2 separate regions of the Homo sapiens genome follow, and region 1 is linked to region 2. The links are chromatin contacts, found by Hi-C or POLR2A ChIA-PET in ENCODE. All regions are on one chromosome and are shown on one strand. The core of a region is the stretch at or near the end of the contact, and the rest is flanking DNA. Distances in the headings are between cores, read along the strand shown.

Region 1 (5,631 bases), core at 232-2,731, 220 kb before region 2:
TTCCTACCTTCGTGTAATCCCGTCTACTTGATTTTAGCTGGGCCTAGGAATTTGATTCTCATGAATATGGCAAAAGTGATAGGATGTCACTTCTGAGATAAGGCTGGAAAAGATGTAACTTCCATCTTCTTTACTTTCTCTGGCTCTTCTTGTTTGCCTGCTGCCATGTTAAGTAGCCATATACAGAAACACACAGCAAGAAACTAAGGCCCTCCACCTAAGACAGAGAAGGAACTGAATCTTGCCAAATACCACATGAACTAGGAAATCATTCCTTCCCCAGTCGAGCCCTGATGCAGCCTTGTGAGGGACTCTGAAGCAGAAGATCCAGCTATGCTGTGTCCATATTCCTGACACACAGAAACTTTTATGTTTGTTGTTTTCAGCCACTAAATTCTGGGGTAACTTACTACACAGCAATGGAAAATGAATACAATATCCATTAACTTTGAAAACTCTTAGTGAACTAGAAATAGAAGAGAAATTCTTTAACTTGATAAAAGATATCAACAAAGAGAAAGAAAACTAACAGCATATACCAATAATGTACATTAAAATAAATACAACAAAATTCATTAAACATATTCCCTTTAGAGTGAACTCTGTTCTGGGAAAAAATAAATAAATCATTTTCCTCCATTTCCTACACAAAGGATATTTAGGAGTAACTAAACAGTTGGTATAAGCACAGTCTTCTTTATAGAAAAATATCATTAATGAATACAGAAGGAAATTTTAAATTAGACTACCACCATTTGGCCAGACTTAATAAAATAGTAGGTCTGGGCAATGATTCATCAATGATCACTAAAACCATTAGGTAGAAGACTAAAAAAAACTGTACTGCTTCATGAATCACATTCTTACTTAAATCTAGTTGGTTTTTTTTTTAAGCAGAAGAGAATTTGACAGTACTAAAAGTACAATGACCACTAAGTACAGTTTGGTGCCAGAGCCTTGATTTGTGCTAAGGCATCCACAATTTTCAACTCTTTTGCACTATCAGCACAAATGTCAACAGAATGAAAATTCAAATAACATCTTAGTACCATTGTGAAAATAGTTTTAGCCTTGGAGATCTTCTGGGAGGGTCTGAAGGATTTTTTGGGTATTCTGAAACCATAATTTGGGAACCTCTACTTTAGTGACACACAGAGAAGTATTTACAGATGGAATGATGTGATATCTTGTATTTGTTTTAAAATAATTCAGCAGAAGTTGGGGGAAGGAAAGGAGTTAAATACTGGCCTACAATAGTTAACTGTTGGTATTGGGAATTCTGTTTACCAATTTATTTTTGTGTTTGGAATTCTGCATAATAATAAAATATTGTTTAAGGCATTCCCTTTAAAATACAGTTTCTCAACCTTGGCACAGCTGACATTTGGGGCTGAATAAATTCTTTGTTGTAGTAGCTGTCCTATAATTGCAGGATGTTTAGCAACACCCTGGCCTCTTTCTATTTGAGGCCAGCAGTATCACCTCCACTTCCCCAACTGTGATGACCAAAAAGTCTCCAGACATTGCCAAATGTCCCCTAGGGAACAAACTGTCCCCACTTAAAAACAACTTTTTTTTTTTTTTTTTTTTTGAGACGTTGTCTCGCTCTGTCACCCAGGCTGGAGTGCATGGCATGATCTCCGCTCACTGCAAGCTCCGCCTCCTGGGTTCACTCCATTCTCCTGCCTCAGCCTCCCGAGTAGCTGGGACTACAGGCGCCCGCCACCACGCCCGGCTAATTTTTTGTATTTTTAGTAGAGACGGGGTTTCACCATGTTAGCCAGGATGGTCTCGATCTCCTGACCTAGTGATCCACCCGCCTTGGCCTCCCAAAGTGCTGGGATTACAGGCGTGAGCCACCACGCCTGGCAACAACAACTGTTTTAAAATAAGGTTGCTTACTACTATTAGAAGTCCTAGCCTAGGCAAAACCACAAAACATTAGGAAAGCTGCGGGATATAGATATACAAAAGTCATTTACAATTATATACACCAGCAACTAAAAGAACATTTAAAAACAATACACATATCTGGCTGGGCATGGTGGCTTGTGCCTATAATCCCAACGCTTTGGGAGGCTGAGGCGAGTGCATCACCTGAGTTCAGTAGTTTGAGACCAGCCTGGAAAACATGGCAAAACCCTGTCTCTACTAAAAATACAAAAATTAGCCAGGCTTGGTGGCTCACACTTGCAATCCCAGCGACTCGGGAGGCTGAGGCAGGAGAATCTCCTGAATCCGGGAGGCGGAGGTTGCAGTGAGCTGAGATCGCACCACTGCACTCTACCCTGGGCAACACAGTGAGACTCCATCCCAAAAGAATAAATGAATAACTTAAATAAATAAAAACAATACACATATTTACATTACCAATGAAAAGAAGGTACTGAATAATAAACTTATCAAATAAAGTACAATACTTTTATGAAGAACATTATAAAATACAATACCATCAAAGGATATTGTAGACGACCTAAATAAAAGGAGAGGCCCACTGTATTATGGATAGAATGGCTTAATATTTTAAGAATGGCAATCCTCCCCCAAATTACCTACAGGTTCAATGTAAATTTAGTCTGATTTTTCATGAAATCAGGCAAGTTGATTTTAAAATATATACGGAGGACCAAAGGGTTTAAAAACAGCCTAGACATTCCTAGAGAAGAACTAAGCAGGGAGATTACCCTATTAGATTCTAAGCCATTTTCTTTCTTTCTTTTTTTTTTTTTTTTTTGAAACAGAGTCTCACTCTGTCAACCAGGCTGGAGTGCAGTGGTACAATCTTGGATCACTGCAACTTCTGCCTCCATTCCCTGGGACTAAAGGTGCCCGCTACCATGCCCAGCTAATTTTTATTTTTTGGTAATGATGGCGTTTCACCGTGTTGGCCAGGCTGGGGTATAACTCCTTACCTCAAGTGATCCGCCCACCTCAGCCTCCCAAAGTGCTGGGATTATAGGCATAAGCCACCGCGCCTGGCTAACTCGAAGACATTTTCTAAAACTGCAGTAATTAAAATAGAGTGGTATATGGCATTAGGATAGACTAAGTGAAGAAGGATTTCTTGACTGGGTGCAGTGGCTCATGCCTGTAATCCCAGCACTTTGGGAGGCCAGGGTGGGCGGATCACAAGGTCAGGAGAGAGAGACCATCCTGGTTAACACGGTGAAATCCCGTCTCTACTAAAAATACAAAAAATTAGCCAGGCATGGTGGCACACGCCTGTAGTCCCAGCTACTCGGGAGAATTGAGGCATGAGAATCGCTTGAACCCAGGAGGCGGAGGTTGCAGTGAGCTGAGATCGTGCCACTGCACTCCAGCGTGGGCAACAGAGTGAGACTCTGTCTCAAAAAAAAAAAAAAAAAAGAAAGCGATCTCACTAAAAGAATAATGCATACATGGAAACCTGATGTTTAACCTAGCTGGTACTGCATGTCATTAGGACAATCCCCTAGGTTTCTGGACTCCCCACAAATGCCAAAATCCACAGATGCCCAAATCTCTCATATAAAATGGCACAGTATTTACATATAACCTACATACATCTTCCCTTATACTTTAAATCATCTCTAGATTACTTATAATACCTAACCTAACGATGCCCACACATCACTTCATTCACGTAGATTCAATGTAGTATTCAGCACATGGCAAGCTCAAGTTGTAATTTTGGGAACTCTGTGGAATTTTTCCCCCCTGAATGTTTTTGACCTGAGGTTAGTTGAATCTATGGATGTGGAACCCATGGATCCAAAGTACTGACTGTATTTCCATAGATGGTTCCGGGAAACTGGTCATCTTTATAGAAAAAATATGAAAATGAATCTGCACCTCACACAAGAAAATAAATTCCATATTGATTAATAAATTCCAGATTAACATGAAAAGAAATTTGTTTTAAGTTTTGGAAAAAACATGGGAAACTATTTTTATGACCTCAGAGTATGGAAGAATTTTTTTACAAAAAATTCTAAAGAAAAAGATTGGTAAATACAAGTTTAAAACTTAAATTCATCAAAAGATTTTTCTTATTTTTCTTAATTCTGTTAAAGTGAGGTCATTGACAAAAAAGATATTAAAAAGGAAGTTAAAAGATAAGCTACTGGCCGGGCACGGTGGCTCACGCCTGTAATCCCAGCACTTTGGGAGGCCGAGGTGGGCGGATCACAAGGTCAGGAGATCGAGATCATCCTGGCTAACACCCCGTCTCTACTAAAAATACAAAAAATTAGCCGGGCATGGTGGTGGGCGCCTGCAGTCCCTGCTACTTGGGAGACTGAGGCAGGAGAATGGTGTGAGCTTGCAGTGGGCAGAGATCGCGCCACTGCACTCCAGCCTGGGCGACAGAGCGAGACTCCGTCTCAAAAAAAAAAAAAAAAGGCTGGGCGCGGTGGCTCAAGCCTGTAATCCCAGCACTTTGGGAGGCCGAGGCGGGTAGATCACGAGGTCAGGAGATCGAGACCATCCTGATTAACACAGTGAAACCCTGTCTCTACTAAAAAATACAAAAAAATAGCCGGGTGTGGTGGCAGGCGCCTGTAGTCCCAGCTACTTGGGAGGCTGAGGCAGGAGAATGGCGTGAACCCGGGAGGCGGAGCTTGCAGTGAGCCGAGATCGCACCACTGCACTCTAGCCTGGGCGACAGAGCGAGACTCCATCTCAAAAAACAAAAAAGAAAAACAAGTGGAATATGCATACTGCTCATAATCCAGCTATTCTAATCCAAAGTGTATATCTTAGAGAAACTCTTGAAGGAAACACCTTCAAAAATGTCCTTAGCTCCAAACTAAAAACAATCCAAATGTTCATCAATAGTAAAAATGTATAAATAATCTATATTATACCAGAGAATAGTATTTTGGCAATTAAAACTGATGATATAGCTATATACCACAACACAGGTAAATCTCAAAAGAAAATGTTAGGCCAGAGAAAAAAAAAAAGAACCTGACCGAAAAAAACACAGACCATGATCCCATTTATATAAAGTTTACCAACAGGCAAACTAAACAAAGAAACAAAGGAAAAAGGGAAAACATGACAATGAAATATCAAAGGTCACCTCCAAGTAGTTTCAGAGATTATTGTTACTGTAATGCCAGCATTCCCAACCTGCCATGTTAGTTTCCTACTAGAGCTATTCAAATCGGGTGCTTACTTTGCTTCATTGAGACAAACATTTCATGACTTCAAGACTACCTTTGCCCTAAACAAGCTTACAGGAGCATGTGTAAGAACATTAACAAAAGCCTGTGGTGCACTTGCTACTAACCTAGGTGTTTCACACTCATTATTTTGGGATGGGGAGAGGGAGGGGAACAGTGCATAAGCGTTCGACAATAAAAATAACATACTAATAAGTACCACTTTGAACAATTTCTATGTGCCAGGTGCTATTCTAAAGGCTTTGTAGTAATTTAATTCTCACAACTCTATAAATACTACTTACCATCATCTGCAATCGGTATTATTATCATCCTTATTATTATAATAATAAAGACAACAGGTAACATTTTCAACCTCTCATTATATACCAGGCACTTGGCTAAGGGCTTTATAGTCATTCTAACTAAATCCTCACGACAACCCTATGGATAGTTATTATTATCATCCTTAATGGATACTATTTCA
Region 2 (6,034 bases), core at 3,162-5,661:
CTGCCTCAGACTCCTGACTAGCTGGGACTACAGGTATGTGCCACCATGCAAAATATTTATATAGCAAAGTTAGGTATTTCTGTATATTAGGTATTTACTATTTGGCTAACTTTGTCTATAAATGATCATTGATATGGCTGGAAAGGTTTGTGTCAACTCTTTTATTCTTTTTATTTATTTGTTTATTTATTTTGAGACAGTCTTGCTCCATCAACCAGGCTGGAGTGCAGTGGTGCGAACTCAGCTCGTGGCAACCTCTGCCTCCTGGGTTCAAACGATTCTCCTGCGTCAGCCTCCCGAGTAGCTGGGATTACAGGCGCCCGCCACCACACCTGACTAACTTTTTTGTATTTTTAGTAGAGACAGGGTTTCATCATGTTGGCCAGGATGGTCTCAATCTCTTGACCTCATGATCCGCCCACCTTGGCCTCCCAAAGTGCTGGGATTACAGGTGTGAGCCACCGCGCAGCCCACTTTTTTTTTTGAGACGGAGTCTCATTCTGTCGCCCAGGCTGGAGTGCAGTGGCGTGATCTCGGCTCACTGCAAGCTCTGCCTCTCAGGTTCATGCCATTCTCCTGCCTCAGCCTCCCGAGTAGCTGGGACTACAGGCGCCTGCCACCACGCCCAGCTATTTTTTTGTATATTTAGTGGAGACGGGGTTTCACTGTGTTAGCCAGGATGGTCTCGATCTCCTGACTTCATGATCCGCCCGCCTTAGCCTCCCAAAGTACTGGGATTACAGTCGTGAGCCACCGCGCCCGCAGCCCACTCTTTTATTCTTGAATGTAATATATATAATTAGGAAAATGGACACTATCTTCTGTACCATCTTTTTGAGGTAGTGTCAGGATTTCTTTCTTTTCACAGCTGGAAATACTGATATTTAGAAAAGGTGGGTAATAGGTACTATAACATCCCAGTAACAGGACTGCAAAGAGGATACTCGTTTGCTAGCTCCCAAGAGAATGCTACAGGTTAAGTTGTTCATTGACTTCAGAAGCTGCCCAGTTTGCTTGTACCAGACTTTAGTTTTTCAGAGCATGACTTGATAGCATAGGCTGGGCATAGGAGAATTTGAGCAATTCTTTTCGTCGTTGCCTGCGTAAGAGTTGACTGTGTGGCAATTAATAGGCACTGTTTGCATGTGCCGTTTGTGTATGTGTGTGCTTCTGAGGAAAGTTCACCAAGAGATCATTTTGTTCTGTTTATTCGGAATTCAGTTTCCGAATAAACTGAATTGTTTATATCCATTTAATTGACTCACCAAGTTAAGCAAATTTTACAAATTAAATGTCAACTAGAAAGTCAACTTCAGTCATCTAATTCATTACTTAAGGAAATTAAGTAACTGCCTGCCTGTAGTATAAATTTAGACAGTCTTTAAAATGCGTTTGGAGTATTTGCTTTAAACACATGTAAATAAAATAAGTACTATTCTAAGTCCTACAGGAGAATATGAAGTTTTTGTATAGGTAAGCAGTTTCTGGAAATCTGATTGCATGTGAACGTATTACATAATACTAAAGTGTGAGCTGTAGAGCAGACAGTTCCAGCTTTGTAGAGATCTACAGCTTGTACATTTATAATTGCTAGATGTGTCCATTAAGTTCTACTAGCTCTAAAACACTTTTGAAGACCTGGAGCAGTAGGTCATGCTTGTAATCCCAGCACTTTGGGAGGCCACGGTGGGGGGGGAATCACCTGAGGTCAGGAGTTCGAGACTAGCCTGACCAACATGGAGAAACCCCATCTCTACGAAAAATACAAAATTAGCTGGGACATGCCTGTTAATCTCAGCTACTTGGGAGGCTGAGGCAGGAAAATCGCTTGGACCCGGGAGGTGGAGGTTGCAGTGAGATGAGATTGGGCCATTGCATTCCAGCCTGGGCAACAAGAGCAAAACTCCATCTCAAAAAAAAAGAAAAAAAAGAAAACAAAACAAAACAAAAAAAACTTTTGGGGCAAATGTATTTTACATCCTCAATTATAAGTTACAGTAATTTTATTTTTAACTTTATGGCATTCTTTATTTTAGTTTTACATTTTCATATTCCTTAACTTCTTAGCATGAAAAATTTTAAACCTGTGAAACAGCTGCAAAAACAGTACCACAAATACCTGTATTATACTCATTACCTGAAGTCACCACTTGTTAACATTTTGATTTGGGTATTTGCTACCCTTCCCCCTTCCCCCTTCCCTTCTTTTTTTTTTTTTTTTTTTTTTTGAGAGGGAGTCTCACACTGTCGCCTGGGCTGGAGTGCAGTGTTGCCATCTTGGCTCACTGCAACCTCCACCTCCCAGGTTCAAGTGATTCTCCTGCCTCAGCCTCCTGCGTAGCTGAGATTACGGGCGCCTGCCACCACACCCAGCTAATTTTGTGTATTTTTAGTAGATACAGAGTTTCACTATGTTGGCCAGGTTGGCTTTCTTTCTTTCTTTTTTTTTTTTTTTAATTAGAGACACTTGAGCCCAGGCTGGATCTAAACTCCGGGCTGAAGCGATCCTCCTTTCTCAGCCTTCGGAATAGCTGGGATGACAGGTGTGAGCCACCGTGCCTGGAATTCCCTTATTTCTTTTGCACAGGCATGAGCTTTCTCTCCATACACAGGTGCACACACTTACTTTACTGAACCATTAGAGAGTTGTAGACAGCAGATCATTTCACCCCTTCTTGGAAAAGGGCATTCTATGTAGCTACAGTCGCCTTATCACACTCAGGAAACTTAGCGCTGATATATCTACTATTATTAAGATACAATGTAGGCCAGGTGCGGTGGCTCATGCCTGTAATCCCAGCACTTTGGGAGCTGAGACGGGCGGATCACTTGAGGTCAGGAGTTGGAGAGCAGTCTGGCCAACGTGATGAAACCCCATCTCTACTGAAAATACAAAAATTAGCCAGGTGTGGTGGTGCATTCCTGTAGTCCCAGCTACTTGGGAGGCTGAGGTGGGAGAATTGGTTCAACCTGGGAGGCGGAGGTTGCAGTGAGCCGAGATCGTGCCATTGCACTCCAGCCTGGGCAACAGAGCCAGACTTTGTCTCAAAAAAAAAAAAAAAAAAAAAGATGCAATGTAAACTCACATTCCTTCAGTTGTCCTAATAGTGTTCTTTTTCCTCCCAATTCAGGATCCAGTGAAGAACTACACATTGCATTTAGTTGTCATGTTTCTTTAATTTCCTTTCCTCTGGAAGTTTACTTAGCTTCTTTTTGTGACATTGGCACTGTGACAAATGACATTGATATTTGAAGAGTCTAAATCTAACCCAGTTGTTTTGAAGACTGTTCCTCAATTTGGAATTCTCTGATTATATCCTCATGGATAGATTTGAATTAAACATCTTGGGGCTGGATTGCTCTGAGGGATGTCTTTCTCATGCATCACATCATTATTGGTGCTGTGAAATTGGATAACTTGATTAAGTTGATGTCTGTCTGGTTTCACCATATCCTGTTGCCAACAACCTGTCATTTAGTGTGGTTACAGTAACTTCTCAAGGGTAAAAACTGCCTTAAAAAAAAATTCCACAACACATACAGCCCGTTTAGGACTTCATAAAAAGGTAGATAAGGTACCTCTTGACCTTTTGTTAAATAAAGAAGGGCCTAGCATACATTGGCATTTTGTCAGAGTATTTAGCTGGGTTAAAAACAATTATCTTGCTGATAAAAGAAAATCAATGAATAAATCAGTTTCTGTCAGCCAGAGTCTGCAAAATGCAGTACCTGTGTAAACATCGATTGTTCTCTTGATCCCAAAACACAGATTCATTAAAACTTATGTGAAAGAGAGTTTTCCTCCTTTATATTTGTTCTAGAAGAGGCAAAGAATGTTCTTTGGATTCTTACATTACAGTATTGACTTTTTCAGTGGCATAGTAACTTGGAATGGCCAAGGACAAATTTTCGCAGAGCGTGCAATATTCTGAATGACAGAGAAGGGGCAATGATTTGGAAATGAAATTGTAACGGTGCACCTGGGATGGATCCGTTGGTCCTGAAGAGAAACAATATTCATATTTTTTCTCCAGTTAACTATTCCAGGAAGGGATGTCTTAACGCCTCATATTTTGGAGAGCACAGGGAGTTATAACTCAATTTCAAGCAAAGATAGGAGGAAGCCAGTGGGCTGATTTCCTGATTAAGCAGGCAAAGATGACATGTGGTTTGATTTGTCATTTTCAATTTTAAATGAGCTCTGTCACATGCACTAATTATGCATTGTCTTTCCTGTGTTAGATTCCTTTCAAATATGATACTCTTTGTGACTTCAGTGTGTTTGTGGTCATTTGGGCAAAGCAGCACTTTTGTGAAATCGTAGCTTGAATCACTGGTAGCATTTGGTAAGCTTCACAGAGCTGATTTGATTACAGTGCTGACATCACTGTGCTGATGACCTAAGGCCTAGGTTGAGCCCTGTGTGAACCACTGTTGGTTTTGCTTTATTTATTGACTGGGAAATCAACTATCTGTTTGGCCCATGCTTTTGAAATCTTGGGTCATCATTTGCATCATCTCACTGCACTCCTGGTTTAAGACATACAGGGGTCTCTGTTGCACAATATGTCAAGCACAGACCCCTCTACCTGATTTTTCAGGATTCTGCATTACCAGTTTCCATTCATCCAGTCCAGTCTCATTTCCCACAACTCCATAGTTGCCTTCCACTTTATTTAGACTTCTTACTGTGTGACCTTGAGCAAGTTATTTAATTTCTGAACCTTGGCTTCCTGTCTATAGAGTAGGAATCATACGAATAGCTTCTACATCATAGGGTTTTTAATGACAATTAACTGAGATAATATCTTTTAAAAATAATAACCTTCCATTATGGAGATGTTAATACAAGTACCAAGAACTGTGCTAAACTTTTAAAATTTGTTGTCTCACTTCATCATAACAGTTTGATGAGGTAGGAGGAGCTGGTGGTAGTGGTAGTTGCACAGGTAGTAGTAATGATAACGTTGGTGCTTATTGAGCACTTAATATGTTCCGGGTATTTTACATGTTTCCAGTGAACCCTGTGAACAGTCTTACAAGGTTGATACTATAATTGCCATTTGATAGATAGGAAATTTAAGCATAATGAGATTAAGTAACTTGCCCAGATTCACATAGCCAAAGAATGCAAGAGCTGGATTGAAATCCAGGCCACACTTTTAGATACTAGTTTCATCCCATTTTTAGTTTAGAAGGAAAACTTAGGGAGTAATTAACTAAAACTCTCACAGCATATAAATGGCAGAGCTAGAATGTGAACCCAAATCTGATTTCAAAACTATATTCTTTGTCATACTCCACTGCCTGCAGACTGCTGAAAACAATGCTTTCTGATATGCTATTGTAGAGTGGATCGATTGTGATTTAATATACATCACATTGTTGTTTCTTCACTCAGGAAAGATGGCATATTGCCTGGATTAACTGTTACACAGGGAACCAGGCTTTTGGCCACTGCTTGCCACCCTGACTGTACCTGTTGAGTTGACGTAGGTGGTGAACACCCTGGGAGCATGGTGGATATTTGGCAGGATACTTGCCCATGGCTGGAATTCCCAGTGGTGACATTGGTGTTAAGTGGGCCATTTCTGTTGATTCAGCAGGAGGACGTGGCTGCCCAAGATGTCAATAGCTGATGGGAGGCAGATAATAATGGGGAGAGGACATGGCTGTTGGATGGGACAGCACTTTGTTCCCAAGTCTGCTCTGAAATTGCCCACAGCTAGCTAAACCATGTTGGACTTAAGACATTTCTCAGTTTCAGTTTTAGGTGGTAGTCCCCAAATTCTAAAAGCGGACTACTACATCTTGACAGGAATTCTTTTTTTTTTTTTTTTTTTTTGAGACAGAGTCTCTCTGTGTTGCCCAGGCTGGAGTGCAGTGTCGCGATCTCGGCTCACTGCAAGCTCTGCCTCCCCGGTTCATGCCATTCTCCTGCCTCAGCCTCCCGAGTAGCTGGGACTACAGGCACCTGCCACCACGCCCGGCTGATTTTTTTTTGTATTTTATTGATTGATTGATTGATTGATTG

What was found. Hi-C counts contacts between places; a loop is a spot of excess contacts on that map. ChIA-PET counts read pairs that join two places held with the same protein, here RNA polymerase II (POLR2A). Pooled maps may share reads with other maps.
Region 1: a loop to region 2 is called in a pooled map, with 2.5 times the contacts of the local background. The contact joins two enhancer-like sites. A Hi-C loop is called at or near these places in 1 of 50 pooled maps. POLR2A ChIA-PET finds 5 or more read pairs at or near these places in 4 of 52 experiments (AG04450, GM12878, HEK293 and 1 more).

Annotation. Positions count from the first base shown.
Region 1 is chr7:66,251,106-66,256,736 of GRCh38, reverse strand. The region is part of intron 2 of TPST1 (tyrosylprotein sulfotransferase 1); the gene reads right to left. Among named protein-coding and RNA genes, the nearest start is that of TPST1, 49 kb to the right of the region's middle. Within about 2 kb of position 1,481, at least 3 of the 41 ENCODE cell types and tissues checked have a DNase peak (open chromatin) inside an H3K27ac peak, as active enhancers do.
Region 2 is chr7:66,032,053-66,038,086 of GRCh38, reverse strand. LOC105375336 (a long non-coding RNA gene) reads left to right here. Exons shown (of 5, transcript XR_002956511.2): 2 at 1-33. Among named protein-coding and RNA genes, the nearest start is that of ASL, 41 kb to the left of the region's middle. Within about 2 kb of position 4,411, at least 3 of the 41 ENCODE cell types and tissues checked have a DNase peak (open chromatin) inside an H3K27ac peak, as active enhancers do.